Linked DNA regions of Homo sapiens: region 1 is linked to region 2. The links are chromatin loops, found by intact Hi-C in ENCODE. Cell type or tissue: gastrocnemius medialis. All regions are shown on one strand. Links, peaks and the distances in the headings refer to the core of each region. The heading gives the core; the rest is flanking DNA.

The links. Peaks named below come from ENCODE experiments on the same cell type or tissue, not always from the same donor. Only the 100,000 strongest peaks of a DNase experiment are listed, where the experiment ranks them.
Region 1: it touches region 2 in a loop (2.2-fold over the local background); 1 of 110 quality-filtered maps calls a loop at or near these places.

The regions. Positions count from the first base shown.
Region 1 is chr14:78,470,313-78,474,712 of GRCh38, forward strand. The region is part of intron 4 of NRXN3 (neurexin 3); the gene reads left to right. Among named protein-coding and RNA genes, the nearest start is that of NRXN3-AS2, 240 kb to the right of the region's middle. In gastrocnemius medialis, for the core only: no CTCF peak of the experiment used is centred there; no DNase peak of the experiment used is centred there; H3K27ac peaks cover 1,010 bases.
Region 2 is chr14:78,574,396-78,578,795 of GRCh38, forward strand. The region is part of intron 4 of NRXN3 (neurexin 3); the gene reads left to right. Among named protein-coding and RNA genes, the nearest start is that of NRXN3-AS2, 130 kb to the right of the region's middle. In gastrocnemius medialis, for the core only: no CTCF peak of the experiment used is centred there; a DNase peak (open chromatin) is centred at 2,236; H3K27ac peaks cover 1,886 bases.

The sequences.
Region 1 (4,400 bases), core at 302-4,301, 100 kb before region 2:
ACTCAGGCATCTGGAATTTTCACTTCTTTAAAGGGTAGGTGATTCTTATATAAACAGTTTTAGAGCTATTACCAAAGTTATTGCTTCAAATATTATACTTAGAGGAGAAGTTGGGGCAATTTCTTTTCTCGGTGGGAGAGGCTTTGCTCCATAATCCTCGTCAGTAATCAAGAGATACACCTTTCCTTAAAGAGTTTCCAAAAATGTTCTGCATGAGGAATCACCATTTCATGTCAGTCTTGTATATCAGTGGGGCTGGTTGGTTAATACATATGGATTGTATTGTGTTCATCTGACATTAAGATATAAGCTGAGGCAAAGTGAAGAGAGGAGGAAGAATGAATACAATAGATAAATAGTAAGATAGAAAAGAGAAGAGAAATGGAGATGGGGAGGAAATAAAGAAGAGATATTTGTGTAAATATGGTTTCATCTATGACAATGTTTAGTATCACGCTTTTTTACATTTTGAAGCACTTTACAGTATAAAAAATCCTTTTATATGCGATCCTCACAACTGTCCTGGGGTACTGGACCAGGTAAGTGTTAACATACCCATTTCACAGATGGAAAAATTGAGACTTCTGACAGCAACCTTCCGAAGGTCAGATAGCTAGTGTCAAAACCAACCCTGGAACTCAGGACTTAGTTCTAAAGCAGGAATTTTCTGCCAATCCTAATCTATACTCAGCCTGGGTAACCTAGACTTGTTCTTGCTTGTGTAATGACAAGGCCTTCATTCTGAATGAGTGCTCTGATGTGATTTGATGTAGAGTGGTTCTTTGGGGAGGGACATGGCACTGGCACACTGAACAGAGTGGACTTGGTATCCTGAGGAGGTCCTTGGAAATTCTCATAAAAATCAACAAGCTTATTGAAAGAGCTCATGTTACATCTTATAAACAAAATAAAACTGGTACATGATTCGTGAGTGTCTTCATTCTTCTCTTTCTTCCCTTTCTTCTCTTCAACACACTCAACACACACACACACACACACACACACACACACACACACACACCCCCAAGAAATTCACCTCTGGCTCTGGAATCTGGAGAAAGTTCAAAGTCATGCAGCAATGACCGTCAGCATGATTAGGCCTACTGGAATCAACAAGATAAATTCAGGGCCTGATCACCATCAGACATTTTCTTGGTCTAACCTATTGTGGCCAAAGGAAGGGAAGTCTCACTCAGGTCTGCTCCCTCTCCTTCATTTACTTACTGAGCAGGCTTTTTTTGCTTTAGGGCATGGTTGGTACTGACCCTCCTGGGACTATAATAAAAACTAACCTGGGTACCAGGGTTGAATGTTGATGAGTTTTTTTACCCTCGTTATTTCTCTTGATCATTACAACAGCCTGGTGATATAGGTAATGGTAATATCCAGGCATAATTACGATACCATTGGTCTAGGCATACTTGTATAATTCTGTAGATCAGCTACCCCCCTAGAAAGTACTAAGGTAAATTTATGCACAGAGAGGGTGAAACAATGCAAAGGGACACTCTATTGCTAGTTGGGGCTTAGGCCCCTCAAATACTGAACAGGATTTTGGTGAACTGGGCTGCACCACAAAGAGAAGCTGGGTGGACTTGAACCAACCTAAAAGAAAAGTCAAACCTACCTTTCTGATTTTGGTTAGGAAGGGAAACCAAACTCTGCATCCCTGCTGAGAATCCCCGAAAAAGAAAGTGGCTGTAAAAGATGGAACCTAAGCCTTTCCAAGCCAGAATTCTGTGCTTTGTAGGAAAAGACAGGCATCAGAAGAGAAAGCCTCAAAGAGCTTTGAAGAGCAAGATAGCAAGATCTAGGACACAGCTTACTGTTTGAGGCCTAAGTTCCCCTCAGTGTTGGAAACTCCCACTATTATGGCCAGATGAAGTAGTTTTGCCTCTTTCTTGGTCACTGTCTTTGGGATGTGGAGGTGGTGTGGGGGCTGGAGGGAAAATGTGATATCCTGGGGATATGTTTTACTGTGAGGAACTTAAGGATCGGGGAAGTTAAGTCACTTACTCAACCAAGGTCATTTGTTTAGTGTGTGGGGAAGCTCAGATTTGAACTCTTGAATCTTGGCAACAACATTTAGTAATTTTCCCATTTTGCTACCTATCCTCTCTACCAAACACCATTTTGTTCTTATGTGGAAAATTGGTTCTACCCTCCTGGGCTTCCTCTGGCAGGAGCAGTGTCATTAAAACATTGAAGAGAACCCAAAGAATATATTTTTCTCCACTTAATGCTTGCTCAGGGAAGACATCCACATCCATGGGAGTTGTCTGGCTCACAGTTTAGGAAGTGTCATGCACATGGAGGTAGTCTGCTAGATGAGGCTTAGATCACATGTCTATTTCATCTCACTGTTCCTCCTTAAAAGTTCAGATGATACAAATGGCCACACTGTCCTCTAAAAGAAGCGTTGGAGTTTATTTTGGGAAAGGGGCCTATTTTAAGATAAAGGACAGGGGCTCCCTATTCTGCCACTGTGCTGGCTTGTCTCCACTCCACACTCAGCAAAAATGGAATATTCTCTAAACAATAGGTGACTCAGCCTTTGCAAAGTCTCAGGTGAAATGGATTTAGCCAGCAAAGAGAGAAAATGTCTTTTTTTTTTTTTTTCATTTTTCCCTGGTCCTGTTTGATGATAATTCTCAGTGCTCAGTGCTCCTTTCATCCAAAGATCTGTAATTAATTAAGCCTCACAACTCCCCTGGCAAGTAGAGAGAGGTACAAGGATGTTCATTTAAAACCAATCCTGTTTGATACAGTAGGACTGTTACCAAGGCTCTTTAAAAGAAAAACCTTTCTGGCCGGGCGTGGTGGCTCAAGCCTGTAATCCCAGCACTTTGGGAGGCCGAGGTGGGTGGATCATGAGGTCAGGAGATCAAGACCATCCTGGCTAACATGGTGAAACCTCGTCTCTACTAAAAATACAAAAAATTAGCTGGGCGTGGTGGCGGGCTCCTGTAGTCCCAGCTACTCGGGAGGCTGAGGCAGGAGAATGGCGTGAACCTGGGAGGTGGAGCTTGCAGTGAGCCAAGATCACACCACTGCACTCCAGCCTGGGCAACAGAGCGAGACTCTGTCTCAAAAAAAAAAAAAAAAATGAAAAACCTTTCTTTTGTGAAACTTCTTTTTAATGGACTAAATTAAAAAAGAAAGGGAAGAAGTAACTTTATCTGGGATACCTGCTGAGTTATGGCCACAGACAGAGTCCTAAGTTAGGAGCTCTGATGTCATTCTTGGATTAAACTAGGTGTATAAGCTACTGCTATGTAGCAAATCACCATGAAACTTAGTGGCTTTAGACAATAATAAACATTTATTGTTAATACAGTTACTGTGAATCAGGAATTCAGGAGTGGCTTATCTGGGTGGTTCTGCCTTGAGATCATAGTAAAGATGATAGCAAGGGCTGCAGTCATCTGAAGGCTTGACTGGGGCCGGAGGATCCACTTCTAAGATGGCTCACTCAAATGGATGGTGAGTTGGTGCTGGCTGTTGGTAGAAGACTAATTCTGCATGTGGACTTCTGCAAAGGGCTGCTTGAATGTCCTAATTATGAGGCAGATGCTCCCCTATTACAAGGGACCCAAAAGAGCAAACGTGTAAGTGTCAGTGTCTTTTGTTACCTACCCTGGGATGTCACACTGTCATTTCCTCAATGTCCTGTTGACTACACAGGTTAGCTCTCAACATTATGGGAGGGGCCTACAACAAGGGCATGAATATCAGGAAGAAGACTCACTGGAGGCCTGCTTGGAGCCTGGCTACTGTATGAAGACATATTAAACGTATGTCCATCTGTAATATTAGTGGTCCTCTGAAAAACCAGCTTAGAGGACTAATTATCATTCATCTGATAAGAAGAGAGAGTAAGAGATAGGGAATGGTGTAATTAACTTTCTGGTTATTTGTAGTTTTAGAAAAAAGAGCCACCATTCTTCATGGTTAAGTGATTAAGCCTATATTGGAGTGTACATAACAAGGGGTGATGCTCCCATTTTTAGGAGCTGGATAGCTGTCCCAGACCTTATAGCAGATCACTGGCTCCTCATTGTTGGTCCATGGACCAATGTTATATTAACTGCTAAAAGGCATCCCTGAGGCATTTATTAAAAATGTGGATACCAGCTTTCTACTCTTAGGGATTCTAAGTCTGTGCATTTGGAACCCACTGTGCTGGCTCAACTTATCAAGTTATGTGGGGTGAGAATTATGACTTATGGCAGTTATAGTCATTTGCTTAGCATCTCTCCATGATCTTTTTCTTGGTCTCAGAACACCAACTAAAAATAAGTTCCTGGTTGCTAAGGGCATGAATATCAGGAAGGAATTGATAGTTGCCAATGTTGTTTGCATACCATATTAGTTCAAGAAAGTGCAGAGAGTAGAAAGTT
Region 2 (4,400 bases), core at 85-4,084:
TCAATGCCAGCCAATGAAAGCAGCCGAAAGAGGGGCTGTATCCTGCAAAGCCACAGGGGTGGAGCTGCCCAAGGCTATGTGAGCCCACCTCTTGCATCAGCATGCCCTGGATGTTAGACACAGAGTCAAAGGAGATAATTTTGGAGCTTTAAGATTTAACTGCCCCGCTGGATTTTGGACTTGCATGGGACCTGTAGCCCCTTCGTTTTGGCCAGTTTCTCCCATGTGGAATAGGTGTATTCACCCAATGCCTGTAACCCCATTGTATCTAAGAAGTAACTAACATGCTTTTTATTTTACAGGCTCATAGGTGGAAGGGATTTGCCTTGTGTCAGATGAAACTTTGGACTTCAAATTTTGAGTTAATGCTGGAATGAGTTAAGACTTTGGAGGACTGTGGGAAGGGCATGACTGTTTTTTGAAATGTGAGGATTAAGCATAAAATAATGGCAAACCGCACAAGAATTATTACAATTCAAGGTGAGATTTGGGAGGAGCCAGGGACAGAATGATATGGTTTGCCTCTGGGGCCCCACCCAAATCTCACCTTGAATTATAATAATTCCCACATGTCAAGGGTGGGACCAGGTGGAGACAATTGAATCATGAGGGTGGTTTCTGCCATGCTGTTTTCATGATAGTGAGTGAGTTCTCATGATATCTGATGGTTTTATAAGGGGCTTCCCTGTTTGCTTGGCACTCATTCTGTCCCCTGCCGCCCTGTGAGGAGGTGACTTTTGCCATGATTGTAAGTTTCCTGAGGCCTTCTCAGCCATGTGGAACTGTGAGTCAATTAAACCTCTTTTCTTTGTACATTTATAAATTACCTAGTCTCAGGTATTTCCTCATAGTAGCGCAAGCACAGACTAATACAATGGCCAAGAAGTGATCATAGGATGGTAATATAATAAACACATGGAGGGGAAAGTGAGTGTAGTTGCAGGTTTTCAGGAGAAAATCTGAAAGGGGTGACCAAAAATGAGTACCTGAATGATGCAGCTTTTTGAAAAAGTCTATTTGTAGGTCATTAACAAATTGAGATTCAGGAAATCATTGTATGGTTTAAATAGGATAAAATTTTTCACTAGAATGCTTGATCTCTGGGGATTCCCAGAAGCCCATTCATGAAAGTGGTTCATTCATGCAACAAATATTTTAACAAATGCCAAGTATGTTGTAGAATTATTTTAGGTGCTAGGAAAACAGCAGTGGATAAAACAAAAATTCCTTAGAGTTTATATTCTAATGGCGAGTCATAAGTAATCTACAAAATAAATAAATATACAGTATTCTAGATGATGGTAAGTGTTTTAAAGGAAAAATGAAACAACAAATAGTGATAGTACAAGCGGGGGTGGTGGTGATAATTTCAAGTTTAGGTAGGGTAAAGAAGAAGACATGGATAGACAGGAAGCCCAGATATAGCATAGTATTCCAGGGACCAAAGCAAGATGTTCAGGAAACTAGAGGCCTCAAATTCTCCTACTGCAATCTGACTTTGTACCCCAATTAACAGTGACAGCATACTGCTTTAAAATAGGAAATAAAGTGGAAGGAAAGCAAATGCTTGATAGTTGACCTGACATTCACTGTTGCAAGATTGGGAACGTACAATAAATGTCACTGATGGAGAAATATTCATGAAGTAAAAATGTCAGTTTTCAATTTGGCATGAGGATGGTTTGACATGTATTAGTCATGCACAGAATATTATCATAATTAATGCATTAATAATACAGCTGTCCTTTTTCTCCCAATCATAAGTTAAAAGGGAGGAAATAGAGGCAAGTGAAAGAGCAGCTCTCATCCTGATCAGACCTTTTCTCTTGGCATTTGTCTCTTCCTCTGCCCAGCCATTTCTGTGGCATTGGCTTCTGATCAGTATCAGTCTTGATTTATCCATCTCAGTTCTTCCTTCACCTTTCATGAACAACACCAGTGGTTTTGTCTGCTGAGGGCTTTTTCCTTAATTTTCAGCCATACTTTAAAAAATATTTTAAAAGAGAGAGATATATATAGTAAAAATGAGACATAAGCAAAATCAAGAATATAAAAATCTCCCATAAGCTCACTACCCAGAGAAAACTACTATTACTATTTTGGTGTTTGTACTGATCTCGGATAGCTGGCGCTGGGATGACTCAGGGGATTTGATTCTTCTCCACTGTTTCTCATTCTCCAGCAGGCTGGCCCTAGCCTATTCTCATGTCATTGGCAGAGGCACGGGCAAGCTTATTCTCACACCTGCTTTTTAAGTCTCTATTTGTGTCACATTCACTAACATCACAAAGCAAATCATGTGATTAAGCCCAGTGTCAAGGGGCGGAACATTCTGTCCTACCCATAGTTGGAAGGTACTGCAGGGTTATGTGGCAAAGGGAAGGGTGAAAACTTGGGGCAAAATTTGCGACTTCCTATACTGGGTCAAAAGACACCCTTGTTTCAAGGCTTATGATAGATGTTTCCAAATTGCTTTCTAGAAGGGCTGAACCAACCCCACTAATGGTATAAGACTTCCTGGCTTTCCAGTTCTCTTTAGTCTTGCTGATTCTGGGAATGATTTATGACCTTCTGTCTGGGCTGTTTTGATTTGTATCTCCACCTGTCTTTTAAGGCTGCACAGTTTTTCTTTGTGGTAATTCTTTACTTGCAGAATACCCCCAAAGCTCCCTAAGACTCTGGTCTACTTACCTTCTTCATCCTGATTTCTTCTGCCTGCTTTATCTAACACTTGTGCTGACCAACTCCCAGCTATCTGAATATTCAGTAATCCATGTAGGCCTACTCCCCAAGTGTTCTAAGTTGGTAGGAGTTACTACACATCTTTTAACTTTGCTGCCTACACCAGCAGTAATGTAATTGTTGGTCCTCATTATTCCCAGAATATTGGAATTTTTAGGGTCAGAAAAGAGCTCAGAATCCAATCTCATTTTTATACAATATTATTCCAAAGATGTATGGGTATTTGTGTAGATGAAGATAAGGGTATAGATAGAAATTTGCATAGAAAAAAGGTTGAAAGGCATTGCCATTGTTAATATGCTAGTATACATCTGTATATGGGAATTATAGGTGAATTTTTTTTTTGCGATGGAGTTTTGCTCTTGTTGCCCAGGTTGGAGTGCAATGGCACGATCCCTGCTCACTACAACCGCCACCTCCCAGGTTCAAGCGATCCTCCTGCCTCAGCCTCCCAAATAGCTGGGATTACAGGCTTGTAGTACCACGCCCAGCTAATTTTGTATTTTTAGTAGAGATGGGGTTTCTCCATGTTGGTCAGGCTGGTCTCGAACTCCTGACCTCAGGTGATCCACCCGCCTCGGCCTCCCATAGGTGAATTTTAAAAAATCTTTAATGTTGCGTACAGAAACTGAGGGTCACAGAAGTTAAATAACTCACCTCATATCCTAAAGATTAATAATAGTGAAACTGACTAATGCCCAGTTCTGCTGATTCCTGGTTTAATGCTCTCTTGAGATAATACCACAGTATGATCTCTGAGGCCTAGCTGTCTTTTGTTTGATTGTTTGTATCCAAGCTGTATTGGCAGTTTCTTTTGGTTTTATAAGAGTGCTCTGCTGATTGTGGGTTCACAGGGAAATAAAGAATGTTTTTTAAATGATTGAGTCATCTAAGTCAGCTATGTAAATGTATATATATATATACACACATATATGTAATATCTGTATGCATAAATTACCATGACTTCAAAATTTGACAAATGGTTCAGGTAAATAGTGGATTTTATCTTTTAAATCACATTAAGGCTCCCAAGTGGATGCATCCTGAGTTCTGGACACATAATTTATCATAGGCATCACATGGATTTTATGTAATTATATTAATTATTTAGTACATACAAAGGTAAGCTCTGCAGAATTAGAATAGAATCGGATAAGTTTTTAGGGAGATCTAAATTGGTAAGATTGATCAAATTTCTTGCTATGAGTAATTGAAGGTGGGTCACTGTGATGGAGTGTTCTTCACTGGAGCTAAGCTTCACTAGAGCTATTCGGAGTAATTGGGGACTGGTTAGGAGACCAATGCATCAACATCTGTCTATAGGAAGTATGGATTCATCTGCTTTGAAATGAGTCTTTAGTTTGTTTCCTGCTTGTTCTTTATTTCTTTTTCACCTGAATGCTCTTTCAAGAATATTCAAAAACACAAAAACAAAAACTTTTCCCCTGGAGAGTGGGGATTAGCTCAAGAATCACCATGATGATGAGAAGCAGAAAACCTGGTTTGGAGAGTCCTGGACCTGGAGAACACCAAAAAGATGTTAGCATCTTGAGTATATTGTTCTGATCTAAAGTCAGATGTTAAATTTTTTACTCACTTAGGGCTGTCTGTGAGACTTTGCGGATCACAGAGAGAATAGACACTGAGAAATGAACGTG